Linked DNA regions of Homo sapiens: regions 2, 3 and 4 are each linked to region 1. Evidence: chromatin loops called from intact Hi-C (ENCODE). Cell type or tissue: HCT116. All regions are shown on one strand. Links, peaks and the distances in the headings refer to the core of each region. The heading gives the core; the rest is flanking DNA.

Region 1 (7,722 bases), core at 1,237-6,236:
ATATGGCTTTGATCTCATTACTAGTTATTGATAGGCTCAGGCTTTCTATTTCTTCAAGATTCAATCTTGGTAAGTTGTATGTGTCCAGAAATTTATCCATTTCTTCTAGGATTCCCAATTTGTTGGTGTATAGTCTTCCATAGTAGTCTCTAATAATTCATTGTATTTCTGTGGTATCAGCTGTTATGTCTCATTTTATGTTTCTGATTTTATTTATTTGGGTTTTTTCTTAGTCTAGATAAAGGTTTGTCAATGTTGTTTATCTTTTCAAAAAACCAAATTTTTGTTTTGTTAATCTTGCAGATTTTTTTTAGTCTCAACTACATTTATTTCTGTTCTGACCTTTATTCTTTCTTTCCTTCTACTAAATGTAGCTTTTGTAGCTTTGGTTTGTTTTTGTTTTTCTAGTTTTTTGAGGTGCATCATTAGCTTGTTAATTTGAAATCTTTTTACTTTTTAGTTGTTGTTGTTTTTTTTTTTTTTTAGACACTGCCTTACTTTGTCACCCAGGCTGGAGTTCAAGTGGCATGATCACAGCTCACTGCAGCCTTGATCTCCCAAGCTCAAGTGATCCTCCAACCTTAGCCTACCAAGTAGTTGGTGCCACCATGCCCAGCTATTTTTTTTATTTTTGGTAGAGACAGGGTTCTCCCTATGTTGTCCAGGCTGGTCTCAAATTCCTGGACTCAAGTGATGCTCCCACTTCAGCCTGCCAAAGTGCTGAGATTACAGGTGCAAGCCACTGCACCCAGCCTACTTTTTCGATAAGGATGTATTGCTATAAACTCCCATTTCAGCATTGTTTTTGATGTATACCATAGATTTTGATATGTTGTATTTCTATTTTTATTTGTTTCAAGACATTTTTAAATCGTGTTCTTACTTTCTTCATTGACCAATTGATTGTTCAGGAGCATGTTGTTTAATTTCCATACATTTGCCTAGTTTCCAAGGTTCTTATTGTTATTGATTTTCAGTTTTATTCCATTGTGGCCAGAAATAATACTTGATATGATTTCAACTTTTTTGAATTTTTTGAGACTTGTTTTCTAACCTAGGGTCTATTCTGGAGAATGTTCCATGTGCTGATGAGAAAAATGTGTATTCTTCAGTAGTGGGGTTGAATGTTCTGTAAGTGTCAGTTGGGCCCATTTGGTTTAGTGTGTAGTTTAACTTCAATGTTTCTTGATTTTTCTCTCTGGATGATCTGTTACTGAGATGGAGCATTGAAGTCTTTTACTAATATTGAACCACAATTTACCTCTCCCTTTAGATCTACTAATGTTTGCTTTATATACATGGGTATATTTATATTATATTGTTTAAATTTTAAATTTTATATTATAAATATAAAATTTATTTAATATAAATATAAATATTTAATATTTAATAAATATAAAATATTATAAATATAATATAAATAGTTTAAATTTTAAATTTTAAACAATATAGATCCTGTTGTTATGTTCTCTTGCTGACCCCTTTATCATTGTACAGTGACCTTCTTTGTCTCTTTTTACAGTCTTTGACTTGTACTCTATTTTATCTAAGTATAGCTACTCCTAATCTTTTCAGTTTCCATTTACATGGAATATCTTTTTCCATCTCTTCACTCTTAGTGTACCTGTCTTTATGAGTGAAGTGAGTTTCTTGTGGGCAGCATATGGTTAGGTCTTGATTATTTATCCATTTAGCCAATCTATGTCTTTTCATTGAATAATTTAGTCCATTTATATTTAACGTTGTTATTAATAGGTAAGACTTACTACTGATATTTTGTTACCTGTTTTGTGGTTGTTTTGTATCTTCTCTCTTCTTCCTTTTTTACTGTCTTCCTTTGTGCTTAAGTGATTTTCTGGTAGCATGTTTCAATTCATTTTTTTTATTTTTAGTGTATTTATTATAGGTTTTTGCTCTGTGTTACTGTGAGCCTTACAAAAAATCTTCTACATATCACTAATTATTTTAAACAGATGACAACTTATCTTTCATCACAAAGAAAATAATTAAGCAAATGAATATGGAAAAAACTTTTAAGACTCTTCACTTTAACTCCATACTCCAACCCCCATATTTTGACTTTTTGTTGTCTCAATTCATGTATTTTTATGTTGTGTAATTCTTAGCAAGTTTCTGTAGCTATTTTTTGGATATATTTGTCTTTTATTCTTCATACCTCAGTCACAAGTAGATTGCACACCACAATTACCATTAGAGTATTCTGAGTTTGTCTGTGCACTTACCTTTACCAATGAGTTTTATATCTTTAAATGTTTTCCTTTTGTGCATTAGTTTTTTTGTTTTTTTTTTTCTTTCAGATTGAATTCCCTTCAGCATTTCTTAGAAAATGGGTCTGGTGGTGATGAATTCCCTCAGCTTTTGTTTCTCTGGGAGACTTTCTGTTTCCTTCATGTTTAAAAAAAAAGCTTTGCTGGATACAGAATTCTTGATTGGCAGTTTTTTTCTTTCGGTACTGTGAATATGTCATCCCACTTTTTCCTGGTCTATGATTTTCGCTGAAAAATCTGTTGCCAGATGAATTGAAACTCGTTTATATGTTATTTGCTTCTTTTCTCTTGCTGCTTTAGAAACTTTTCTTTGTCCTTAACCCCTGAGAGTTTGATTATTATATGCCATGGGGTAGTTTTATTTGGCACTTAATCTGTTTGGTGATCTCTGACCTTCCTGTACCTGGATATTTCTATCTTTCTCGAGTTTTGGAAATTTTTCTGTTATTATTTCCTTGAATTAGCTTTCTACCCCATGCTTCTGCTCAGCTCTCTCTTGAACACCAATAATTCTTAGATTTCCTCTTTTTAGGTAATTGTCTATATCTTGTAGGTGTTCTTAATTTGTTTGCATTATTTTTTCTTTTTTCTTCTCTGACTCTGTATTTTCTAATAACCTGTCTTTGAGCTCACCAGTTTTCTCTGCTTGATCCATTCTGCTGTTTAGAGCCTCTAATGAATTTTGCATTTAAGCAATTATATTTCTCAGTTCCAGGATTTCTGTTTGATTTTTTATTACAATCTCTTTGTTAAATTTATTTGAAAAATTTCTGAGATGATTTTCTGGATGGTATTGGAGATAAGTGAGTTTTTTTTAAACTGCCATTTTGAATTGTGACCAGAGAGCCCACCCATCACCATCTAGTTAGGTTTAGTTACTGGCTCTTTACTTTGTCCATTTGGGGAGATGATGGTTTTCCACCTGCTATTTTTCTCATGTATGTATGTCTATGTCTTTGCATGAAAGGATTATTTATTCCAGTCTTCTCTGTCTTGTTTGTTTTGATTTGTATTGGGTATGTTTGCCTAGAGATTTCTGTGTAATATACCTGTTGAATACATTTTTTTCTTTTTTTTTTTTTTTTTTTTTTTTTTGCTTGGTCACTGCCTCAGTTTCAGCACTAGATGGTGCATTACACCCAGATTTGCCCCAGCTCCAGCGTAGCAAACTTTGCAGCACTGCCTATCCCAGATGGAGACGATCCCCACCGCCCCCCTGGCCGCGACCCGCCGAAAAAAAAATCCTGGCAGTGTGGGAAAGCTGGCTAGTGATTTTTGCCCAAGGGACCCATGGAATGTGTCTCCTACTGTGTGGTGCTGCTGAAGAGCCACTCTTATTTGGCATTTTCTTTGGCTGAGATACAGAGTGGAGTTTTCCACTCTGGGATGCTAGCCCCACCTCCTCCCTTTGTCTCTGACTGTCCTCAGGAATTATTTTCCCTTGAGGTACTCATCACGCTTCCCATGGCTTGAGACAAATATAGGTCTCCTGTCAGGGAACCCAAAATGGTGAAAAAGCTGGTTGTCCACCTTAATCTCACTCTTTCCAGTATAATCATGTGTTAGGGTTAAATTTTCTGTATGCTTTGTGCCTGAGAGATTGGGGGAAGGGCATTGCAGACATAAAAATCCAATTCTGTTATCATCTATGCTAAGTTTTAAAACTTCTCTGTGGCTCTGGGAACTGTCTCATCTTCATATTTAGGTTCTGGGATATTGCTGGTGATCACCATGGTGCTGTACATTTATTTTTGTTTTTCTGTGGTGGGAGAATCAAGGCAGCTTGCTTCCAGTTGACCATTTTTGTCCAGAGTGATATTTCAATACATGTATACAATATGTAATGATCAAATCTGGGTTATTAGCATATTCATCACCTCAAACACTTATCATTTCTTTGTGTTGAGAACATTCAAAATCATCTCTTCTAGCTATTTGAAAATATACAATAGATATTATTAAGCATAGTGAAAGGTTGGTTTTAAAAAGACATTTTGGAGTGTGATAAATGTACTAGAAGTGAAAGAGGAATAGCTATGGCATATATTTTCAAGGCCATGGCTCACCCACTATGGTGTAGAATTCACATGGCAGTATGTAATCAAATATATTCTTGAGTAAGTATCCAAAGTTAATAAAAGAAGATGTGCCAATAGTTACAACTATAATTTAAACTATGCACCAATAGTTTAAACTGAATTTCACTATTCTTGAGTCCTTATTCCAAAATCAAATCCTAAATTCATGTGAGCGTAGCTGTATTTTTAAGGATGTCAAATGAAATTTATAGATCAACTTTGGATGTTTTACCGGCATACACTGTGTACGCACACACACATACAAACCCATTTGCTAGAAATTGAAATAATTTTCCCCCAACTCATGTGTCCTTTTAGAAACTGCTTATATATGCTTCTCAGAAAGTCAGTCATCACAGTCCATGCAAAGTGAACAGTGGAGCAAATTATTGTCTATAGGTAAGTAACTGAAACTGTGATAGACACCTGGCCTCAGATGAGAAAATTGTATAGTTCTATCTTCCAGAAACTTATCATTGAGACACAGCAACTCTACACTCTTAAACTGAGGACCTGAAGGAAGTGTAGAGCAGCCATCACAGCAGTATCATCACAGCAGTATGGTGTCAAATGTCAACTTCAGAGAGACTGGAGAATGGCGCAAACAAGAAGAGGTTTCTGTGTTTTTCTCTATCGTAAACAGTTATGAGAGAGGGAAACACAGACAGAGAGAGAGGCTGCTCAGTTTCCGATGTCTTTCCTAACTTTAGACCTTCATAAACCTAAATCAACTAACCAACTTTGCATCTGGGCTGACATATTGTCTTCCTGCATGTTACAATACCCTATGATCAACTGTACAAGCTACTATCTAAGGTTAATCTCTCTACTTGTAAACTGGATCACATAATCTATCTCCTAATGAAGGAAATTTTCCCATTTTCCTTAATTTCTCCTTCAACATAATTTTTTCCTCAAAACCAATTTACTCTCCCAGTATCAAAGCAGTACCTAGAAAAGAGTAGGTGCTAAATAAACATTTATTAAAAGGAACTCACCCCAGGGGAAAAAAGCACTATCATTATGGATCAGAGCTTCAGGGAAACAGATCGGCAATACTGCAACAAGAGAAAGGAGTAGGGAGTATAACTGTGTGTTGTGTGTAACTATACCACTGGAGGAATACTTGGAACAGTAACACACCTGAGACACAGGCCCACTGAAAGACCAAGAGTTAATCATGATATTATAGAATGCTATCTCTCTTCCACATCTCATTGCAACACCAACAGGGCTCCAGTATAATAACAATGGATTACAGTGGGAAGAGATTCAAGACATAGATTCTCTCTGAGGGAGGGTACTTAGAAAATCTCAAGTCAAGAACGAGATAAAAATGAGATGAGTAGAGCAATTTTAAGACTCTGACACCTATTGCAACAGCAAACATTAACACAATCCAACTTCTAGCCCCATTAATTTAAATTCCCACCCCAGAGGCCTATTTTCCTTGGTTCCTATTACTTTATACATAATGTCTTGGTCCCTATTACTTTATACATATACTTTTAGTAGTAGTCTAAGGAGATATGAGGATGAAATGTAATGTGGTATCCTGGATCAGATTCTGGAAAATGAAAAAGATATTAGGGGAAAAACTAAAAAATTTCAAAAAAGTATCTACTTTAATTATAATATATCAATATTGGTTCATTAATTGTGACAAATGTACTATACTAATATATGATATTAATAACAAAGGAAACGATATGAAGTATATGAGAATTTTGTACTATCTTTGCAATTTTTCTCTAAATACAACTATTTTAAAATGAGAAATTTGTTTGGAAAATCGTAACAGAGCTGAATATCATTGTAGGTAATTATCATCACCAGGATATTTTAGAATGCATTTTCTCAAGACCAAACTCTTTTCTGCTACCTTCTTTCTCTAACACTTCTCCCTTCTAATTGATAGTGAGCAGAATTGACCCTAATGGCATTCCCATAAGTATACAAAAAATTATTTTTGCGTCTAAGTACCTCCAAAATAGCTTTTCCCTATAGTTCATTTTGGAACCTTGAAAACAATTAATTCTTTTCCCATAACTCCTCATTTTTATCCCAGATGTAAAATCTTGAAATTTTCTATCCTTTTGCCTACCATCATTCCCACCTAGCTGGCCTTTCATGTCCCTATTTCTTCACCTCTGAATTTTATCTCCACCTATTCCATTGTGCCCTTTGAATCTCCAAATCCTCTGTATATAAATTCTCCGCCTTTCAGCGTTTTTCTCACCTCCTTCATCATGAATTCTTCTCTAATGGCTCCAGTGGGTCTATATTAAGAACTTTTCGTCTGTGCTTCCAAATTTATTTCCTAAGTCTACTCTAGAGCTCATTACCCTTTTATAATTCGGTTTCCTGTTCATCTACCTGCATTCCCAGGACTAGGACCTAGAAAAAGCCTTACTAAATGTTAAATAAGTGACTGAATGAACACCAGAACAACATAGTAGTAAGTGTAATTAATACAGCAAAAATTGTCATATATATTGTTTAGAGGAAGGGTTGATTGTATTTGTGTGAGAGTTAATCAAGCAAAGATATAGTTCTAAGTTGAATGAACTGGAGGATTCATCTACAAAAATATGACTCATATCATTCAAAATGAAAAAAAAGGGGGATTACATTTTCCTTTTTTCCCCTCCAACCGTCCCAAGACCCTAAGGAAGTGGAACAATATCCTCAGGTTGACAGCCTCTCTTTATGGACTCTCTACATATATAGGAATACCTTGAATATATTGCAGGTTCAGTTCCAGGCCACTGCAGTAAAGTGAGTCACAGAAATTTTTTTGTTTCCTGGTACATATAGCAGTTATGCTTACACTGTACTGTAGTCTACTAACAGTACACCAAAAAACAGTGTACATAACTTAATTGAAAAATACTTGATTGCTAAACATGCTAAGTTGTAATCTTTTTGCTGATGGAGGGTCTTGCCTCAATGTTGATGGGTGCTGACTGATCGGGGTGGTGGTTGCTGAAGGTTGGAATGGCTGTGGCAATCTCTGACAAAAAGGCAATAAAGTTTGTTGCCCTGATTATCCTTCCTCAAAAGATTTCTCTGTAACATCTGTTTGATAGCATTTTAACCACAGTAGGATTTACTTCAAAATTGGAGTAAATCCTCTTAAACCCTACTGTGGCTTTATCAAATAAGTTTATGTAATATTCTAGATCCTTTATTGTCATATCAAATAGGTGCATAGCATCTTCACCAGGAGTAGATTCCATCTCAAGAAACTACTGTCTTTGCTCATTTATAAGAAGCAATTCCCAATCCATTAAATTTTGATTATGAGATTGCATCAATTCAGTCACACCTTCAGGCTCCACTTCTAATTCTAGTTC
Region 2 (7,722 bases), core at 1,818-6,817, 850 kb after region 1:
CACCTGTTGATGGACATTTGGGTAGTTTTTTGTTTTGTTTTGTTTTGTTTTTTGTTTTTTGTTTTTGAGATGGAGTCTCACCTTGTCGCCCAGACTGGAGTGCAGTGGCAAGATCTTGGTTCACTGCAACCTCCGCCTCCCAGGTTCAAGTGATTCTCCTGCCTCAGCCTCCTGAGTAGCTGGGACTACAGGCGCATGCCACCACACACAGGCGGATCACGAGGTCAGGAGTTCGAGACCAGCTTGGCTAACACGGTGAAACCCTGTCTCTACTAAAAATACAAAAACATTTGGGTAGTTTTTAATTTTTGGCAAATAAATTAGCAATTTTTAACAAATAAAACTGCTATAGATATTTGTGTCATACAAGCCTTCATATGGTCATAAGTTTTCATTTCTCTTGGATGAATACTTAGAAGTGGATAGGCTGGGGCATATAGTAGGTGATTGTTCAACTTTTTTAAAAATTGAGACTCTTTTCCAAACTGATTATATCATTTTGTATTCCCACCAGCAATGTATGAGGTTTCCAATTGTTTCACATTCTCTCCAATAATTCCTAGGTCATTCTTTTTAGTATTAGCCATTTTAATAGGTGTGCAGGACATCTCACTGTCATTTCAATTTGCATTTTCTTCAAATCTGTAGGTGTCTCTTGATGTATTGCAACTCTAAATAAAATATTATTTCAGCAGGAAATTTAAAGCCACATGATAAAAGATAAATATGGAGATTCCTTCAGTTGAATTAGGGGCTGGAAATAAAGTTTATGAGAAACAGTTATAATTAAGCCATAAAAACTTGGTAATGCTGCCTGGTTATCTAGTTCTTAAGGTATTAGAGATTGTCTTAGAGCTCTCTTATATTTCAGATTTTCTGATATGAAAAACCAGGATGAAGAAAAACTGGAAACTACCTCTCTGCAGACTCTGTTAACTGTAACTTTAGCATATTGAAAAGACATGTTGGGAAGCTTTTGTAAGTTGTCTGTGTGTATGAGGTTTTCTATGGCCATTCTATAGTCTGTGTATCACGGTTTGTCCTTGATATATTTAAGATACTGTCTAGGAGTGAAAAAGATCAGGAAGATCAGTCTAGGCTTTGTGAAATTTCCTTGAGCTTTATCATATGCCACTAAGTGGTATCTTATTAGTGGATATAAAGCTTTGCTGTTTCAAACAGGTAATACAATTAAGCCAATTCTTTTATTAAATTTGTATTCCTTCCAGTCTCTTAAAACTTTCCTTGAGGATGAACCTTTTCATAGTGATAAAATATTAAATACATGTTCACATATTTACCTTGCATGGTGATTTATAACCAATGAGGTTGTAAACATCCACTAAGCCTGCTCTATCATGAAGTTTTTTTCTTTATGTCTTACAGACTTCAACTGGTTTCATTTTTACTTTAATAATACATAGTTGAAATGTATAATTTTTGCATTTATTCTAGGCCAGACACTATGCTAAGCACTTTCAATGTATATCTGAGTCCTAAAAAATCCTCTGAATAGATTTTATTATTATTATTATTATTATTATTATTATTATTATATTATGGAGGTTAGTAGTACTGATATTAACAAATGTTAAAGAAAAAAATTACTTTCACTTTAAAGTGCCTTATCAGCAGATAATGTATGTATAACTCATTTATATATTCTGTAGCTCTTTTCAGTATTATTTTTTCCTATCCCAGCTTCCAGGAATTTACTTTTACATTCTACCTTGATAATCTCACCTTTAGGATTACATCTTGCTAATGTCCACTGGAAATAGAAGTCTTTCAGGTTCGGACTTGTGTCTGTATCTACCAGTATTTCTTTCTACTAATGTCACTATAATCTATTCAATTTAATTTTTTAAATCCCTCAATGTCATGGCTCCCCTGCATGCAAATGAGACACAATTTTACACGGTCTGTCCTCAATCTCTCTGCTACATTCTACTCCTAAATATGCTCATCCAATATCTTGAACTGATTATTTCTATTCTCATACATGGAAACATTTCTCTTTATCTTTCTTTGAAACTCTCCATGTCAGTTTCACCACCTCTGTTTTAATTAGATTTTATGGATCCCGAAGTTTATATAATTTAGGGAGAGGGGCTCTTAAGAGAGAAAGAATAGAAAATTATGAATATAAAATTAAACAAATATGCAACATGAAAAAAGCAATTCTAACCATTATAAGTTCTAAAAGCTGACACATATCACAAATACTATAAAAGCCAAGAAAAACAACATACAATTTTTAGTATGTTGCCTGATATAACTTAATATACCTTCTTTCCTACATTTTTGTCTGCATATTTTTATCACCTAATTATATTACAGTAATTCTAAAAATATTTTATAGACATGGTAGAAAGGTAATTCTCTCTTCTACCATGAATTATATAAATTTGTTTTTTAATGTCAATAATTGGGATGCATAAAATATGTGACTTAATGTACAGTCATATTCCTATTTGTAACTTGGCAAAAGGTTATGACCTAGTGATATAAAACTCCTGATAAATTATATTTTATAAAACTTTTGTCAAAAAGGAAAAAAATATGGGTTGGGTGTGGTGGCTCATGCCTGTAATCCCGGCACTTTGGAAGGCTGAGGTAGGAGGATTGCTTAAGGCCAGGAGTTTGAGACCAGCCTAGGCAGCATAGGCTAGTCTCAAACTGCTGGTCTCTACAAAAATTTAAAAAAATTCTTTGGGCATGGTGGCACTCGCTGTAGTCTCAGCTACTCAGGAGGCTGAGCGAGGAGAATTGCGTCATTTTGGAGGCTGAGGATGCAGTGAGCCATGATTACGCTACTACAATCCAGCCTGGGCAACAAGGCAAGACCCTGTCTCTCTCCTTGTTTTGAGACAGGGTCTCCCTGTGTTACCTAGGGTGGTCTCGAACCCCTGGCCTCAAGCAATCTTCCTGCCTTAGCCTCCCAAAGTGCTGGGATTAAGACATGAGCCACTGTGCCCAGTTCTTGTCTCTTAAAGAAAAAAAAAAAACAAAAACCATGTAGTGAATTGGAATTTGCAATGTTCTATACTGCATTACTGAGTACATTCTCAAGGGGAATAAATTCACTTTGATTAGGTGTTAGTGAGAACTGTCAACCTGGCTTCTAAATCTACACATGATATAAGAGAAAAACAATTTCACGGAACTAGATTTTAGCTCTAAACAATTCAAAACTTGTTTCACCTCTGCCACACATTCTTTGGGTACTAGCACAGTAAGACACTTAACATTGTCTCTGGAAGTAGGTGGTTTTGTCTGAGAGTTCCTCTGCTCCTGGCCTTTTCTGTCACAACACTAGGTGAATTGTAACTGTGGGCATGAGTATCCCTCTAACTTAACTACACTTAAAAAATTACTGAAAATCGCTAAACCAAAACTAAATATAGCCTCAATGTAACTTCCTTGTAGGCAGATTCAAAAAAGGATCCCAGCTACTTCAATACTACGACTTGAAGGTATTCATGAGCCAGACAAATTAAGAGTGGAAAAAGACAGTAGTCTTATCGATTGTTGTTAAAATGTCTTTCTTTTCTATTAATTTTACAAGAACAGAAGACACATGTACTCATTAGCAAGTCACTACCACGATCCTAACGAGTGACTGTGCAAGCAAGGGTCCCTGAAGTTTAAGTTTTTGAAGCTGTGGCAAATTTACCTCTGGTCCTAACCCAAGGACTTTTGGAATAATAACTGCCATTCACACAAAAAAAGCCATTCCATTGCAATTCTTAGTGTTCTTTTCTTCAAACCATCACACAAAACTCTTTTCTCTTACTCCCTCACTTGTTCAACCATATTGATGGAGCACCTACTATATACAGTCATGAGCTGATTAGCAATGGGGATATGCATTTCTCAGAAGAAATGCATCATTAGGCAATTTCATCATTTTGCAAACATCATAGAATGCACTAATGCAAACCTAGATACTATAGCCTACTACACACCGAGGCTACATAGCATGTTGCTCCTAGGCTACAAATCTGTACAGCATGTTACTGTACCAAATACTGTAGACAAGTGTAACACAATGGGAAGTATTTGTGTACCTAAACATAACTAAACATAGAAAAGGTACGGTAAAATTATCTTACCTTAAAAGATGAAAAAGGAACACCTGTATAGGCCACTTTCCATGAATGAAGCTTGCAGGACTGGAAGTTGCTTTGAATGAGTCAGTGAGTGAGAGGTGAGTGAATGTGAAAGACATTATTGTACATCATTGTAGACTTTATAAACATTGTCTGCTTAGGCTACACTAGATTTAAAAAATAATAATAAATATGCCTTAGCTTACTGTGACTTTTACTTTATAAACTTTTCAATTTACCTTTTTGACTTTTTTGTAATAACATTTAGCTTAAAACACACATTTCCTTTCTTTATAACTTTATAAGTTTTTTATTAATTTTTTTTAACTTTCTAAACTTTTTTTGTTAAAACTAAGGCACACACACATACATTAGCCTAGGCCTACACAGGGTCAGGATAATCAATATTATTGTCTTCCACCTCCACATCCTGTCCCTCTGGAAGATCTTCAAGGACAAAAACATGCCTAGAGCTGTCATCTCCTGAGACAATTATGCCTTCTGGAATATCTCCTGAAGGACCTGCCTGAGGCTGTTTTACAATTAACTTTTTTTTTTAATAAATAGGGGTACACTGTAAAATAACTATTAAAAAGTCAGCACAGGAAGTTTATTTACACCAGCATCACCATAAACGTGTGAGTGATGCATTGTACTATGATATTACAATGGCTACAACATCACTAAGCAATAGCAATTTTTCAGCTTTTTTATCATGTTATGTGGTCCATAGTCCTTTGTTTATGTGGTCCATAGTTCACCAAAACATCACTATGCAGTATATGACTGTGCTAGGTTCTGTGTTCAACCCTGGAAACGTAATGATGTACAAGAAAGATATACATGGTGCTTCTCTCTCAGAGCTCACTGTCAGAGGCAGTTAACTACCCATTTGTAGGCTAGAACACCTCAGGTTTGCAATCAGCCGTAAGCCTTCCTAGGCTCTGTCCCACTGTGATGTAATTTTTTAGGCTACATTCAGCCTAAGCCTTAATTCGTGTCTTAATCCATTCAAACTGCTATAACAAAATGCCGTAAACTGGGTGGATTAGAAACAACAAACACTCCTCACAGTTCTGGATACTGGTAAGTCCAAGATAAAGGCACTGGCAGACTCCGTGTCTGGTGAGGACCCATTTCCTGATTCATAAATGGCAGTCTTTTCACTGTAACTTCACATGGCAGAAGGGACATGTGAAGTTATGGTAAAAAGTTACAGTGACCTCTCTGGGGGCTCTTTTACAAGGGAATTAATTTCATTCATGAGGGCTCTCTCTTTGTGACCTAATTACCTGATTAGGCCCCACTTCTTAATACCGTTACACTGGGGATTGGGCTTTAACATATTAGTTTGGGGGGAACACAAACAGATCATAAGTAGTCTCGATTACCACACCCTAGCCCAGTACACAGAACCAGTCATAGCTTCCTGTTGCATGGGGCTCTGAGATCAGATTGCTCATCCTCAGTTACAAGGCGCCTATTACACTCTCCTGAACTGGTCAGTGAGCTCATTTCACTGCTTGCTATCCCATTACCACTGTTCAGCTCATGAGAACTTCCCTCTGCTGTTTGCCCTTTCCACCCAGTTACTCCTCTTCTAGATCTTCCCTGCCTAGCCTGGCACTCTGCATGAGGACTGCTCTTCACACAATATGCAACCACTTCACTTACAGCTACCCATCACCTGAACAAAATCCCCCTGGATGAAGTGAGATAATGTATCTTCATCACCTACCACATCTGTTTGTTAAAAAGATGATAGATTCTACTTTCTATATAAGATAAATAATAATCATCTAGTCCTGAGCATGAACACAATACTATAAATTTGGTAATCCTTTACCAAAAAAATACATGGTTTTAGATTATTCTTTTAATGTGTTAGTCTCAGTTAAGAAATTATTACTTTAACTGGAATTTTGGAGGAACAAGACTTAGAAATGATAAAATTTGGTGGTAATCACACACAATAACAATTTTTATTGTTTGAGTCAGTGCTAGAGTTCATTCAGGTGGTATTTGGCTGGCTTTGTTAGTCTTGCTTCCCAAATTAGCTTTGCTTTCCGATCCAGATGTCAATATGTGAAATGGTCATCAGCCAAGTGCAGAAGGATACACAAGCTGGCTGCAAAACATGATGACCTATCCAGTGGAAAGATGAAACCTGACAGAGACCTGGGGACAGGCTCAGACTCTGCCTGGGAATGCTTAGGAATCTGGGGAAAAGCACATCGGAAACTTGAAAAGGGAAATGGCAAACTTCAAAAATGTACAAGCTGAAAGCTACAAAAAGCTCAACCCAACCGTCTTTGGAAAGGCAATCCCAGTCCTTGGGAATGTCATAGAGCAAATCTATTACCACATACATGAACTCTCAGTGCTAATATGGCTTGCCAATGAAAATTTGGCTCTCATGGACTGAAGCATAATCAATGATACACAAATCAACTATTCCGAGTGTATAAACGAGCTCTGTGAATTGATGAGACATGTGTAGCCCTGAGGATAAGAGGATAACAGGTGTATAGTCACTGTTTTCTCAGAGCTGGTCACATGAAAGGAGAAAGCAGTGATGCATACAGCTGTATTTATATCCTGCATTCAATCATGGAAAAAGCAGCATTCAATATCATTGTCTGCCCCCACTAAAAGGAGATCTGGATAGTTCTTTTGGGAATTTCACAAGTTATCTGGACACAGAATGTAGCCCTTACTTATTTCTCAGCTCTACAGAGTTTTAAAATGTATGTGTAGGGGAAGGGATATTTGGCATATCTGGGAACCTTCCTCACAATTTACTGCTAACCTAAAACTGCTTTAAGAAATAGTCTTTAATAATGATTTTTTCAAACCAACAAATATTATGCATTGCTTTTAAAATTCAATACCAATCAGTAAATGTGCTTTGAAATTTGTAAAGCCCAGGTAGTTAAGACACATACACTTTGTGAGTCTCTTAGAAATAGTGGCACCATCCCATCAGAGCAGGCACAATGTCTCCTTTAACAGATGGCTGGGAAAGAAGGCAGCCAAAAGACCATGTATGAACAACAAATGTGCTTCTAAGGGCGGCAGTCCAAGCAGCGAATGTTGAAATTGTTTTCCATCCTACGCTTGCAGGCCTGTGGCAAAGGGACTGGGGAATCAGTTGACTTGTGTGCGCTTAAGCAAAATGGCCAAATAGCTCCCATGACTATAGGAAAGGAGACCAGCAGATGTGGGGGCAGCAGAGTGTTCCAAGCATGGGATTAGGAATGCTCATTGTCCTTGCACCATTACGAGCAAGGCTCTTCTGCTATCTGTTAACACCATGTTTTATCTTGTTTTCATTCATACACGCTGAAGAATGAGCACAACACAGGCAGTTTGGCATCTTTAGAGATGAAAAGTATTTTCGCTAGAAAGATCAGGTACAAATCTATTTTACCTAAGAAGAGAAATATTATTTATAAGAGGGGAGGTGTCTTTGGTCTTTGCTGCCTTTCTCACTGTGCTTTAAACAAATTTCTACTACATAAATGTGGGTATAACTAGTTTATAATCTTATATATGTCTAGTTCAAGTCTTACAAGGATGCAGTGGAATATCTGCAGTGAAGAGAAGTCTT
Region 3 (7,722 bases), core at 1,374-6,373, 270 kb after region 1:
TCAATTTATGAATTTTTTTTTGGTCAGTTTATGAAATTTTAAAGAGAACTTGTATTTTCATTGTTAATCAGTATTTTATTTTAGGTGGTTTTATAACTAACCTTAAAGAAACACTTTAAAAGTATTGCAAATTACCGTGCACTGTTGGTGCTGAATATTTGTTCAATAATGAACCTTTTTCAGGTGTGATTTGAGAGCTATAATCACCACGGCAGCAGCCATGAGAATGCATCTGTCAGTTCTCGTGCAGGAGGGAGCATAGCTTACTGAAGGTCCAGCTGCTGTGGTCTGAAATCCATCCCTGTGTACATGGTGAGGCTATGCTCCTCCATGCTGCTGCCAGTCAGTGACTGATTATGACAGGGATATTATATGATGACTCCTCAACTTTAGCTGGAGCACTCCACGATGGTCTTGCCAAACTCCCTTAGGATTACATTGTAGTCCAAGTTGCTTTCACCCAACCTTCCTTCCTCCTTTCATTCACCTTGGGTCTTAACTCCATTGTGATCTCATTGCCTTCCAGCCTCCAATCAACTCCAGCTTCCTACCTATTTTTCCTCACTGGCATTGCCGTTAATAAATCTGTTGCACAGCAGATCCCTTTTTGGTGTTGGCGTCTGCTTCTTAGAGAGGCTAGATTAACACAAGTGACCATGAGTGAGATTTGAGGAAACAGGTAATAAGATGGGCATTAGGAACCCACCCAAAGGGTAAAGACAGTGACATCTGGTTGGTGAGTATAGTTTATCTAGTCGTTGGCACAAAATCATGGCTCAGTGGCTATTTCACAAATGGTGTGCAGAAAAGAGTTAACAGAACAGGCCTGAACCTGTTGTCTTTAGGTCTGCTTGCAAGGTTGGACCTTGGCTAGCGTCCAGCAATTTGGATATCAGGAGTATTCCCATTATCCCCTTGCTGGTAAGTGCGGTTTACTGTGCCTGAAGTGTTTGTACAAACAGTAGGATTTTTGTTGAACACTTACTTTCCTCTGGGAATCTAGAATTTTGGTACATGCTAGGCAGAGGGTACCTACACTGACTTCCCTAAAACCTTGACTCCTAGGTTCAGTCAGGCAAGCTTCCTAGGTGGACAACACTTGATGTATTGTTACACATTATTGCTAGAGGAATTAAGCATGTCCTGTGTGACTCCATTGGGAAATGAATCTTGGAGCTTGTACCTGATTTTCTTGGGACTGTGCCCATATGCCTTTTCCCTTTCCTCATTTTGCTTTATATTCTCTGTAATAAATCATAATTGTGAATAAAGCTTTGCTTAGTCTGATGAGTCCTAGCAAACCACTCAACTTGGGGAGAGTTTTGGAGACTTGGGACTGAAATTGGAAAACATTTTATTTAAATTGGAAAAAATTATTAAATTGGAAAAAATCCAGCTTATGGAGAGGGGAACTCTCCAGGAGGGTCAGTGATGCAGACATTTGAAAAATGTGGGAGAACAACATCTACAAGAATAGCAGAGTTGGCCGGTTACAGCAGGATTGTATTAATGACCTACAGAAATGGATGGAGGGGGGCAGCTCCCAAGGAGGCCTTACCTCCTACAATGGAGGGATTGAAACAGCTGAGCTTCAGGCTGAACACCTAAGTGTTAAGAGTTGCTGAGTTTCAGACACTTGAATGTTCAGCGAAACCTCTTCTATTTTGTGAAAGTCAAGGCCCTGGTGAGGAAAACCTAGAACCATGGGGAGATCTGGATGGCTGCACCTGAGAGACTTTGCAATCTCTACTGGACTGTTGGTCTTAAGAAGAAGCCCACGCTTCTCTAATAAGACCTTGTACCTTGTCTATGCTCCAAGATGTTACAGAGGCTGCTACTAACCACATCCCTAAGGCAATACCTGCCCCTACCTAGTCTGCTGCCAGGCCTGTAACTAGGGCTAAATCCTAGTAAAGCCAGGATGGGAGATGTGCTGGGCCTGATAAAGGAGAAAAGAAACTACACAAAAAGTGTAAGAATTAGCTAGCACATTCTGGCAAAAACCAAAGGAGTACTCCTAGAACTGAATTTTATATTTTTTATTTTTATTTTTTTTGAGACGGAGTTTCACTCTTGTTGCCCAGGCTGGAGTGCAATGGTGCAATCTTGGCTCACTGCAACTTCCATCTCCTGGGTTTAAGTGATTCCTCTGCCTCAGCCTCACAAGTAGCTGGGATTACAGGTGCGTGCCACCACGCCTGGCTAATTTTTGTATTTTTAGTAGAGACGGGGTTTCACCATGTTGGCCAGGCTGGTCTTGAACTTTCTGACCTCAGGTGATCCATCCGCCTCCCAAAGTGCTGGGATTAGACTGGCCACCGTGCCCAGTCTGGAATTGACTTTTGAGAGTGCTTGATCAGGGTGTAAACTTATTAAAAGAAAGAACTGAAATTAGAAAACATTTTATTTAAATTGGAAAAAATCCAGCAATATGTTGTTTAAAAGGAACATACCTAAAACATAAGGACATAAAAAATTTGAAAGTGAAAGGAGAAAGAATATACACTGGGCATATTTTCTCCAAAAGAACATGGATACAGTTATATTTTTTAAAAACAGACTTTAAGAAAAAAACCATTAGGGATAAAGGTTACTTAAATTCTTAAAGAACCAATTTACTACAATGTTAAATCTATCATCATAGTGGGAGATTGCAACAAAACTTTCAGGCAAATTAGGAAAGAAGGAAGATTTGAACAACAAGCTTGATTTAAAGTTTTAAGAGGGCATTTGGTTGTAAAAGAAATACCTCTGGCGTCTAAGTAAGAAGATAAAAAGTGAGCAAAAAACAGAGATTTTTCAAAAGAAAACATACAAGTGGATGATAAACATGAAAAAAAAAGTTCAACATCACTAATCAGAGAAATGCAAATTAAAACCACAATGAGATATCATCTTACACCAATCAGAATGGCCATTATTAAAAAGTCAAGAAACAGATGTTGGGGAGGCTACAGAGTAAAGGGAGCACTTACACCGTTGGTGGGAATGTAAATTAGTACAACCTTTACGGAAAACAGTATAGAGATTTCTCAAAGAACTAAAAATAGAACTACCATTTGATCCAGCAACCCCACTACTGGGCATATACCCAAAGAAAGAAAGAAATTATATTGAAAAGATACTGGCACTCGTATGTTTATCACAGCACTATTCACAATAGCAAAGATATGTATGGAATCAACCTAAGTGTCCATCAATGGATGACTGGATAAAGAAAATGTGGTAAATATATACCATTGAATACTATTCAGCCATGAAAAAAGGAATGAAATCATGTCTTGCAGCAACATGGATGGAACTGAAGACCATTATCTTAAGTGAACTAACTCAGAAACAAAGTTTACTACCACATGTTCTCACTTATAAGTGGGAGCTAAATAAAGGGTACACATGGACATATATAGAGTGGAATAATAGACGTTGGAGACTACAGAAGATAGGAAGGTGGGAGGTGGGTGAGGGTTGAAAAATTACCTATTGGGTATAATGTTCAGTATTCAGGTGATGGTTACACTAAAAGCCCAAACTCCACCACTACGCAATATATGCATGTACAAAACCTGCACTTCTACCCCCTAAACCTATAAAGATAAAAATATATTTTAAAAAAGGAAGATAGGTAATGGACTATAACAAGGAAAATTAGATAAAATATAGGCCGACACTAAAACTTGGAGTCTATGCGTTGGAAAGGTAGAATTTGCAATTTGGTAAATTGCCAGCAGGGGGCAGCAGATTCCAGATGCATTATTAATTTTACTTTTATTAGCGGTGTAAGGCTTTTTGAAACTCATCAAATAAAATACTCCTGTGAAGATCAATAAATTGAAGGCTGATTTTTCCAGGGTCACACAGCTAGTTAAGTGTCTGAGCCAAGACTCAAATCCCTCTCTTAATTCTACTTTAATAGGCCACAAAGAAGGAAAGGGGAAATATAGATAAAATTGTCAGCTTTCAGTCCTCCTATTCCAACAATTATTTTTATTTTTTCCATGCTTGCCAACTGCAGTAGAATTTTTCTAAAGTTTTCTTAAAAGGTGCACGGTTTGATGGACCCTTGGCTTGATACAGTTTTGATTTCTAAAAATGATGATTGTGCTGGGTTTGAATTTCACAAGAAACTGTTTGGCTGTAGTGGAGTGACTATAGAATGAGAGAACTCCTAGAGTTACATAGTAGAATTCTAGATCGTCAAGACTATAGCATTCCCCTGCCCCCACCAAATACGGAATAAGTTATTTCTTGCTTGTGTGCATACTGTCCCCATATTCTTTAGGAAGCAATACTGCAACAAGGATATTTGTGTCCTTTTGTGACATTTGAGGATGTGTCATGCTCACTAGGTGCCCTCTACTGTCATGTTCACCATGGTTGAGGGCATTTTTAACCTCTGCCTAAGGCAGTAACAAATGGGTTGTTGGCTTCTGAAACAGGAGAACTACAAAAAAAAACCCTGATTTTTCAGAGGAAAAAGGCAAACTGCTGACTAAACTAGTCATGAAAAAAGGGAGTAAATGCAAATATACAAAACAAGAAATAAGAGAGAAATACCCATAAAAGAGAAAACTAAAAGGATAATAATGGACTACTTTGTTCAATTCTATAGGAATAAATTTGAAAACTTTTCTAGGAAAATGTAATTTACCAAAACTGTTCCCAAGGAAGTTTTAAAATCTAAACAAACCAATTTCCATAGGAAAAATTGAAGGAATTGTCAAAGTGCTCTCCCCACAAATTACCAAAATACATGATTTCACAGGGCAATGCTACTAAACGTTCAAACAACAGCTAATTCTAATGCCTAGCAAGAGAACCAAAAAAGGGAAGAAAAATTCTAAATTGTTTCTGTCAAGCTAATAATATCTGATCAAGATTGCCACAAAGAAAGAAAAGCCCTGATTCACAAAAGATTTTTTTTTTTTTTTTGCAACTGAGTCTCGCTCTGTTGCCAGGCTGGAGTGCAGTGACTCGATCTCGGCTCACTGCAACCTCCGCCTCCCAGGTTCAAGCGATTCTCCTGCCTCAGCCTGCCGAGTAGCTGGGACTACAGGCACAAGCCACCACTCCCGGCCAATTTTTATATTTTTAGTAGAGACAGGGTTTCACCATGTTGGCCAGGACAGTCTCGATCTCTTGACCTCATGATCCGCCCGCCTCAGCCTCCCAAAGTGCTGGGATTACAGGCATGAGCCACTGCACCTGGCCCACAAATGAATATTAATGTAAAAATCCTAAGTAAAATCCTATCCATGCAAATTTAATACAGTAATGGATTCATATCTATAACCAGATGTTTAACATTGGGACATCTAATTATGTAATTAATCATCTGACTGGCTCTAGGGAGGAGTCCTATGGAGGAAAATCATATTTTCCATAGATGCTGAAAAGACTTTGCTCAAAATTAAGCACATTCCTTGTGAGGGGGAAAAAAAGGAATAAATAGATGCTTTCTTAACATAATAAAGTTTACCTCAACATAATAAATCTATCTCTGCCTAAAAGCCAGCATCATGCTAAGGTGGGAGCTACTAGAAGTATTTAATATGGTACTGGAAGTATTGCCAATAGAATTAAATGTACACATAAATATTGGAAAGGAGATAGCACTAGCACTATTTGCAAACGTGATCAAATTCCAGAAAAACCTAAGAGAATCAACTAAAAGCTACTAGGAATAATAAGGACATTTAGTAAAGGAGCAGCATACAAATTAGTCACAGAAATCGAACAGGAAGGCTGCATATAATAGCTAACACCACGTGGCACTTATCATGGGTCAGACACTGTTGTAAGGGTTTTATGTACATTAATCCTTGTAATCTTCACCACAACCCTATAAGGTATATACCATTATTATCTCCATTTAGAAATAAGGAAATGGAGTCATAGAAAGTAAGTCCTTCTTGGTCACAACTAAGGCAGAATTTGAGCCCAGGGAGTCTAAGCCCCAGAATCCATGCTTTTTACCACTAGGCCATACTAGTTCTTGATACATAAAAGAGGAGGTGGGGACAATTTACAATGGCAGCAACAACAAAAAAAACACCTAAGTACAAATTAAACAAAAAATGTGCAGTACTTATGTGAGCACCCTTTAAAATCCCCTGAAAGGATGCAAAAGGGGCTTGAACAAATGGAAAGGGATACTACGTTTTGTGTACCTATATAACTGACTAAAAACTACATTAGAAAAAGAATGAATGGAAATAAGGCAGACAAAAATTCCAAGAAGAGATCACTGTTCGAAGAAAGACAATAGGTAATTAGAAGGGCTTAGTATATTAAGGGAGAATTCTTTATACTTGGGAGAGATTTGAGGAAGTTTAAAGGCTGAGGGGGAGACCTCCAATGAAAGGAAGAAGAAGATAAAGGAAAAAGGGATAATAGGAGCAAAGAGATAAGGGGAAGGCAGTGGGATTTAAGATCACAGATGAAGGTTTCTAACACTTTTTCCATTGACACAGGAAGGAAGGAGGAAAGGAATGAAGTGGATACAGGTTTTGTGAGAAGAGGAATCAGCAGGAAGTTAGTTCTGATTTTAACGACTTTTATTTTTAGGTGAAGGAAGTGGCAAGATCAGAGTAAGGGAGAGTGTGAAAAGTGGCACTGCTTTGGAATAATTGCTAAGGGGTACGGAAAAAGGGATCAAAGATAAATAAAAGCGTTGAGGAGTGATGGGCCCCCAGTAAACTGGAAACCGAGCTTTTGTAACAGCCACAGTGTGAATAGTTCTGCAATGTTCCCCTGCTGCTGTGATGAAGATGGAGAGATGGTATTCTCAAGGGGAATTATGTTGTTGGGGTCTCATGGTTCGGGGCTCCTGGAAAGAAAATGGAGTGAAAATGCTGAGACAAACCAGTTCGATGATGGATAGGGAAGGAAATGCAACCCAAAAGGATTAACAACTAGAGGAAAATGATGGGATCTAGGGGTTTGGTATCTAAATGAGATCAGTGACTAAGTAGGTGGAAAGCTGAAGAACTCAGGGGGTTTTGAGCTGATAGAGAATTGCTGGAGATTAGGTTTACAGTGCTGGGGTTCTTGCTGATGACAAGAATGTGGACATGTGTGGGAGTGGTTTAAATGGAAAGCAGGTTACTAGAGTGGAAGTCAAGAAACCATAAAAATGACCATGTTGGGCACTTCATTCTCTAGCATGATTACAAAGGAGGAATGAAGAAGACCTAGAATTAGGTGAATGTCCTCAATGAATGGAAAAAAGTGGCCTGGAAGATATTAGGTGTCACAGCAAAAAGAAAAAGGTGGTAGAGCTAGGTGAGAAAAAAAGGGAGAGCTTTGAATGGTGGTGAAAAAGTAAAAAAGGATGTGGAAGTAGTCTGTTGGGAGGAGGGTGTGTGCCACAGTTAAGTGCATTTGTTGGGAGGACAGGCAGCCTCCTCTTGAAAAATAAAAAGGACTCTAAGGCAAATGGTGTTGGATGACTTCAGATTGGGCAGAGAGAAAATGAGCTAATATTGATCGATCATCTAATGTATACAAAACACTATAATATAGTCTGCACAACAGCCCTTTTATAATAATTTCCATTCTGGGAATAAAGAAGTAGATTTAGAAAGCACCAGTAATATGCCTGTAATCACATAGTTACAAAGATTAAATCTCCAGTTAAACCCAAGTTCTGTATGGTTCTAAACCTGTGCTATTTTCTCTTTTTAAAAAACAACAACAACAACAAAAACATGGTCTTGCTCTGTT
Region 4 (7,722 bases), core at 1,012-6,011, 480 kb after region 1:
AATATTTAAAATGTTGAGAGAAAAAAACACTAACCTAGAATTCCATACCCTGTGAAATTATCCTTCAAAAGAGAAGGAGCAATAAAGACATTCTCAGACAAAAATTGAGAGAATTTGTTATCAGTAGACCTGCTTTGGAAGAAATGTTAAAAGAAGTTCTTTAGAAAGAAGAAAAATGATATAGATCAGAAATGCAGATCTACATAAAGAAAGGAAGAGCATTAGAGAATAAATAAGTGAAAGTAAAGTAAAAGTTTTTCTTTTTCTTAACTGACCTAATGGATAATAGTTTGTTCAAAATAGTAATAGCAATAACATATTCAATTATATCCACTTATGTATGTATGTGTGCATATATATATGTGTATATTTATATTTATATTAAGCAAAATGAATCACAGCAGTGACACAAGGGATAGAAAAGAGGACTTGGGAGTATTTTGTTATTATAAGGTACTGCAAACCTGTGAAGTGGTATAGTGTTGTTTGAAGGTGGACTTGGATTAGTTGTAAATATACATTGCAAATTCAAGGGCAAATCACTGAAAAATATTTTTAGAAAAGTATAACTGATTCCCAAGAAAGGAGAGTAAATAGAATCATTTAGAATGCTCAAATAAAACCACAAAAGTCAGAAAAAAAGTGGAAGACAAAAGTAGGAACAAAGAACAAGGGCAACAAATGAAAAATAATAACAAATATGGTAGATCTTAATTTAACTATATTAGTAGTCACTTTGAACATCAGTGGTCTAAATACACCAACTAAAAGACAGAAGTTGTTTGAGTGGATCAACAAACAGACTCAACTATACATTGTCTATAAGAAACCCACTTTAAATATAAAGACACATCATATAGATCAAAAGTAAAGGGATGGAGATAGTATATCATGCTATCGCTAATCAAATGAAAGAAGAAACAATTTCAGACAGCAGACTTCAGAGCAAGGAAAGTTATAAGGGATAAAGAGGGACATTACATAATGATAAAGGGATCAGTTCTCCAAGAAGATGTAATAATCCTTAATGCATATATCTCTAACAACAGAGCATCAAAATACATGAGGCAACAACTGATAGAACTGCAAGAAACAGATGAAGCCACTATCACCATTGAAGACTTCACGACATCTATCAGAAATGGGCAAATCCAGCAGAAAAAAAATCACTAAGGATATACTGATGAACTCAATAACACCATCAATTAATTGGCTGTAATGGACATCTATCTACTATTAATAATTTTTCCAACAACAGCAGAATAAACATTCTTCTCAAGCTCACATGGAACATTCACCAAGACAGAACATAAAATACACTTCAACAAATTTAAAAGAATAGAAATCATACAATATCTGTCCTCAGACTACAATGCCATTTAACTAGAACTCAATAACTGAAAGATAGCTGGAAAATCTCAGAACACTTGGAGATTAAACAACGTATTTCTAAATAACAAATGGGTAAAAGAAGAAATCTCAAATTAAAAATATTTTGAACTAAAAATGAAAACAAAACATCAAAACTTACGGGAATCAGTAAAATCAGTGCTTAGAGGGAAGTTTACAGCACTGACTGCATGTATTAAAAAAATAGATCTAAAATTATTTAAGCTTTTACTTTAGGAAACTAGAAAAAGAAGAGTAAATTAAGTCCCAAATAATAATAAGAAACAAAACTAAAACAAAAGAAAAAATAAAAAGGAAGTATAGTAGAAATCAATGAAATTGAAACAGGAAATCAATAGAGAAAAATCAATGAAGCCAAAAACTGGTTCTTTGAAAAGATAAATAAAATTGATAAGCCTCTAGCCAGGCTAAGAAAAAAAGAGAGTGGATGCAAATTGCTAATAGTAGAAATGAAGGCGGGGACATCTCTGTAGAACCCATGGAGATTAAAAGGATAATCAAGGAATACTATTAACAACTCTATGCTCACAAATTTAATAACCTAGATGAAATGGACCAATTCTTTTAAAGACACAATATGCCAAAACTCACAGAAGAAGAAATAGACAATCTGAATATGTCCACATCTATTAAATAAGTGGAATCAATAATTAATAGCCTTCTGAAATAGAAAGCACCTGGGCCAGATGGATTCAATGATGCATTCTATCAAACATTTATGGGAAAATTATACCATCTCTACAATGTCTTTCAGAAAATTGAACCAGAGGGCCTACTTCCAATTAGGCCAATGAATGAGTTTATTCTAGGCCAGAATTACCCTAAAACCAAAACTAGACAAATATATTACAAGAAAAGAAAATTTTAGACCGGTGTCTCTCTTGAATATTGCAAGAATTGCAAAAGTCCTGAACAAAATATTAGCAAATCAAATCGAGCAATATATTAAAATAGTTTTATATCACAGTCAAGTGGGATTTATCCCAGCTATGCAAGTTTGAGTCAACATTTGAAAATCAATTAATGTAGTCCACTATATCAACAGACTAAAGAGGAAAAATCAGGCGGTCACATTGATAGATGCAGAAAATGCTTTTGACAAAATTCAACACGGATTCAGGATGAAAAATCCTCAGCAAACTAAGAATAGGGGTAACTTCCTTGAGAAAGAACATGTATAAAAAAACTTGTTGTTAACATCATTACTTAATAGTGAGAAATTAGAGGCTTTCTCACTAAATCAGAAACAAGGTAAGGATGTTCCCTCTCCCAATTTCTTTTCAACACTGCAGTGGAAGTCACAGCATGCAACAATACAAGAAAAGGTATACAATACAAGAAAAGGTATACTGATTGGGAATGAAGAAATAACGCTGTCTTTGTTCACAGATGACATGATCATCTATGTAGAAAATCTGAAAGAATTGACAAAAAGACTCCTGGAACTCATAAGTGATTATAGCAAGTTTGCAGGACACGAGGTTAATATACTAAACTCAATCACTTTCCTGTATACCAGCAATGGACAAGTGGAATTAGAAATTAAACACACAGTATCATTTACATTAACACCCACAGAAAATGAAATACTTAGGTATAAATCTAACAGCATATGCACAAAAATCTATATGAGAAAAACTATAAAACCCTGATGAAAGAAATCAAAGTGCTAAATAAGTATAGAGATATTCCATGTCATAGATAGGAAGACTCAATATTGTCAAGATGTCATTTCTTCTCAACTTATCTATAGATTCAATAAAATCCCAATGAAAATCCCAGCTAAAGTTATTTTGTAGATATTAACAAACTGATTCTAAAGTTTATATGGAGAGGCAAAAGACCTAGAATAGGTAGCTATCACAGTATTGAAGGAGAAGAACAAAGTTGGGGAAGGCTGATATCAACTATATGACATTCTGGGAAAGTAAAAAACTATGTAGACAGTAATAAGATCACTAGTTGCGAGAAGGCTGGGGGAAGAAGTGGCGAATAGACAGAGCAGAGAGGACTTTGAAGGCAGTGGAACTATTCTATGTGATACTATAATGGTGGATACAGCTCATTACACATTTGTCCAAACCCGTAAAATGTACAATACAAAACTGAACTCTAATGTAAACTATAGACTTTGGGTAATAATGATGTCATTGTAGGCTCATTGATTGTAACAAATGTACTACTTTGGTAGGGGTATTGATAATGGGGGAAAGTTATGCATGTGTGGAGAAAAGGAGTATCTGGGAAATCTTGGTACATTCCTCTCAATTTTGCTGTGAATCTAAAACTGACTAAAAAATAAAGTCTTACCAAAAAAAAAAGACGTCCATGCAGTATCTGAAGTTGAACGACACACACACATATCCTCCTCCCAGCCACATACACAAACACGCTCCAAAATGAAGTCCCAAGAGTGGCATGAGTTTTTTTTTTAAACTGGAACTCATTAAGAGTATGATTAATACTCATTATTTTCTTTAAAAAATGGAGTCTATTTTATGTTGCTAGTTTCTAGGTACATTATTAAGAATACTTTACCTCCATCTGCTGGAAATTTTAAGCAATTACAAGTTATCTTGGTCCTTTTTTTCTGAAGGTATTCAATTATCTTCAAAATGTATGGGATAAAAAAAAAAATGTAAGGGAAAAACCTGTCTTTCTGTCCTGAATAATGTTTCTGACACTTCAACATGTCATATTATATCAATTAAATAAAAGAACGACAAAATTACCAATGACTTTTGAATTAGATAATTGCTCTGATTGCTCACATGTGTATCCCATTCTCTGTTCAGATCAGAAATCAGTACAAACTGAATATATTGGATAAATATTGGTTGAACTGAAGAGTGGTTCATCTTGTAACTTTAGTAAGGTTATCCATCTCTAAACCCCCATACTTTCCAAATGTCCTCAAACTTAGGTTCACAGTGCCCTTGACACTGTTGTTGGAGATTTTCGATGTACTTCTAATTTTAAACATTTTTTCCTGCATTTTGGAATTCATATTTGGAATTCCCAGACCAGACCAGCATTATTTTCTCTAACTTTTCATTTTAGTCTCAGTAATGATGATAGTAATAGCTAACATTTATTTAATGTTCTTACCATGTGCTAGGGATAGAGTGATATATAAATATCTGTAAAGCAGGCCATTGTCTCTGTTTACAGAAGAGCTGGAGTAACCTTCCCAAGACAAAAAAGTTAGCAAGTGAAGGAGCTGGCTTCATCAAGTTTTTGTCACTTAGACATTTACCCCCTAATTTTCTTACTTGCTGAATGCAAAGGTTGTATTTTATATGTGGCTAATATGAATTCATAAGGATCGACAACACATACTAAATACCTAATATATGTCAGGCACCCTCCTGGGGCTCTGGTGGAACAAAGATAATTCAAGCACAGTCTCAGCCAAAGATAGTTACATTCTAGTGCTAGATGAAGAAAAGAAAGCAGCAAAAGAAAACCAAAACCAAAATCACATGTGGCTAGTGCACTGGTAGAAGAACACGTGAAGTGGAGTGAGGACAGAGAGGAGATGTCCTTCACCTGGAATAGGAAGGCAGAAAGGGCTTCCCAGGAAAAATGATGCATGAATTGAGGCTTAAGTAAGGTTAGGCAGATGGGGAAGATCATTCCAACCTGAAGAGACTACCTATGTGAAGGGTTGGAGGGGTAGAAGTCCTGCAGTGTGTAGATAGTGTACTGTGGTTAGAGTGAAGGATGGCTTTGCATAGCAGAGACTGGATATGCGGGCAGGAGCCAGATTGCACAGTGCCACGCACAATGAGTTAAAGAGTTGGCTAACTGGTGTAAGATTGTTAGATTTCATATTAAAATCATATTTGGAGTTATTTGCATATTATGTAATTATGCTACATTTTTAGGTGATGTTTTACATAAAGACTGAGAGTGAATAGGTCAAGAAGTTGTGTTCAGCTGCAAGTGACAGATCTGCGATTTTTCGAGGCTTAAGCCTGCGGTATGGTTGCGCTACTGCACTGGTCTAGAACAGACCATTTCCATTGTAGTCTCTGTGACTGGGGCTCCCTGGAGTTGTGCAGCGTGCAAGGTGTTTGGTTGTAAGCGGTGGCCAGGGAGCTCCACAATGCCATCAATCACCTGGACTTGATCTTTCCCCAAACATCCTTAGTGAGTCCTTTATTCAATTCTCACAAGATGGCTGCCGCCCCTCTTGCATAGTGTCCGCCTCCTGGGTTGGGGGAGGGTGAAGGACAGAGGTGCGCCACAGTGATAAGCACATCTGACTAACCAGACCGTGTCACATGATTGTCTGGGCTGCAATCAAACTTCAGAAACAGTTTTTCCTCCCAGCATACTGCCCTGAACAATATCAGATATATATGAACTTGAAGAAAAGGAGAGGACATTGGGTAGACTGTAGCAGTACATACTACACATACTACACACAGTATCAAGCTGCAGCCATTTTTGTTTCTTCAAAGAGAATATTATTTCAAATCATTTTCATATTTATGTTTTCAAGCAAAAGTTATGTATGCTCTACAAATTTCTTTCTAAGCTTTGATATTATTCTTGTTAAAAATCTGCTTTTCCTCTCATATATATAGTATAGATATTTAATCTTTTGGTTTCTTCTTATTTTAGATAAAGCGTTTCTGTCTCTAGCTTCAGACACTGTGGAACCAACTATACTTAATGCCACTAACACTAGCCTCACAATCAGATTACCTCTGGCCAAGACAAACCTCACATGGTATGGCATCACCAGCCCTACTCCAACATACCTGGTTTATTATGCAGAAGTTAATGACAGGAAAAACAGCTCTGACTTGAAATATAGAATTCTGGTAAGATTGGAACTAGTGGTCTTTGTCTTTTCACAAGATGTTCTTTTTTGATATAAAATTATGAGCCATAGTAAAGTATTTCCTATATGTTCTGAAATGGACTAGTACGCAACTTTTTTACAGCTAATGATTCATCAAAACATATTGTGTTCTAGTTTTCTTGACTGGGAGTAAGTTAAGCTTCAAGGAAGTATATCAACTCTTGCCCATTGATGGATTGCCATGGTAACCGTTTTCTGAGTGTCCAGAAAGAATTGGGTTTATTCCCCTCCCTGATTATCTAATTATCCTCAGAGAGAATGATAGAGAATTATTTTTGCAGCCTATGGAGCAGACTGAAGATTGAAGAGTAAGAAATGAACTGGACGGAAAGAACATTGCCTTATACCTCTTCTCCACAGCATTTATCTAATATAAAAATTGTACATTATATTTTGTCTTTTGTTTCCTATGTGCAGAGAAATATACTGCTATGCAGATACTGTTTTTAGTCATCATTGTATGCCTAGCACCTAGCACAGTTAGTGGCACTGTGTAGGCATTCACTAACTATTTCTTGAATGAATTGGCACTATTCATTCAATCATTGAAATGATGAAATGTATTCATTAGTATTTCAGTTGTCTTAGTGATGGAATCACATATATCCAATATTTTGCTTTGTGCTTGGCTTTATTTAGCCTGTTCAAAAGGTGAAATTGACTAACTGTTGGATGTTAAACACTATATGTTTTCCCATAAAGTGTATGTGATTTTTCATTCCTTCCTTAATTTTGTCTAATTAACCCTTTTTACACATTTCTAAAATAAGTAATTTCAGATAGATCATTTGGCTGGCCAAGATTGGACTTGGCAGCACTGGTCATGTCTGTTATTAAATTTAATCTATCTTATTGTCTTCTCATTGATTAACAGTGGTCTAAGACAGTGGTTCTCAACCTTGGCGGCACATCGAAGCTTTAAAAAAAAAAAACAAAACACTCTGCATCTAGGCTTCACCCCAGATAACTCAATCAGAATCTCTGGCAATAGAACCCAGGCATAGTAGTTTCTTAAAACTTCCCAGATGATAGCAAAGTATAAACAAAGTTGAGAACCATTGGTCTAAGGAAAGTCTTTTTACTCTCTTAAACTTTATTTCTAAGAGTGATTAGATACTATAAAAATATTTTATTGTATTCACATATGTGTCACATGTTTTCTACCATCTTGCTGAATTTCTAATACAATGTTAATGAAATAGTGTCCTCTTCTAGGAATTTAACTTCCCATGTGAAACAATTTATGCCACAAAACCAACTGAAGGCTACCAATCATTTGGTATTTATTCTTGGAAACATTGAACAACTCAGGTCTGGGTAGATTGGACAGTGGTATTACCATTAATAATCCAGAATTTAAAATAAATTAATTTTTTTGAGCCTTTAACTTTGTTCTCTCTTTGATTAAATAATTTCTACCAATTTGTATAAAATGTTAA

Evidence for each region. A loop is a pair of places that touch in the nucleus more often than their neighbours do. Peaks named below come from ENCODE experiments on the same cell type or tissue, not always from the same donor. Only the 100,000 strongest peaks of a DNase experiment are listed, where the experiment ranks them.
Region 2: a loop joins it to region 1, with 5 times the contacts of the local background. A loop is called at or near these places in 7 of 110 quality-filtered maps.
Region 3: it touches region 1 in a loop (4-fold over the local background); 3 of 110 quality-filtered maps call a loop at or near these places.
Region 4: a loop joins it to region 1, with 8 times the contacts of the local background. A loop is called at or near these places in 18 of 110 quality-filtered maps.

What each region holds. Positions count from the first base shown.
Region 1 is chr6:117,825,754-117,833,475 of GRCh38, reverse strand. No RefSeq gene overlaps it. Among named protein-coding and RNA genes, the nearest start is that of SLC35F1, 78 kb to the left of the region's middle. In HCT116, for the core only: a CTCF peak has its summit at 3,391; a DNase peak (open chromatin) is centred at 3,465; H3K4me3 peaks cover 653 bases; H3K27ac peaks cover 491 bases.
Region 2 is chr6:116,973,668-116,981,389 of GRCh38, reverse strand. No RefSeq gene overlaps it. Among named protein-coding and RNA genes, the nearest start is that of RFX6, 100 kb to the right of the region's middle. In HCT116, for the core only: no CTCF peak of the experiment used is centred there; no DNase peak of the experiment used is centred there.
Region 3 is chr6:117,552,099-117,559,820 of GRCh38, reverse strand. It overlaps a transcript of DCBLD1 not described here. Among named protein-coding and RNA genes, the nearest start is that of GOPC, 47 kb to the left of the region's middle. RefSeq lists an enhancer at 1,494-1,543. In HCT116, for the core only: a CTCF peak has its summit at 3,729 (motif pointing right); a DNase peak (open chromatin) is centred at 3,725.
Region 4 is chr6:117,342,580-117,350,301 of GRCh38, reverse strand. It overlaps ROS1 (ROS proto-oncogene 1, receptor tyrosine kinase), which reads left to right. Exons shown (of 44, transcript NM_001378902.1): 28 at 6,040-6,242. Among named protein-coding and RNA genes, the nearest start is that of ROS1, 80 kb to the left of the region's middle. In HCT116, for the core only: a CTCF peak has its summit at 3,980 (motif pointing left); a DNase peak (open chromatin) is centred at 3,940.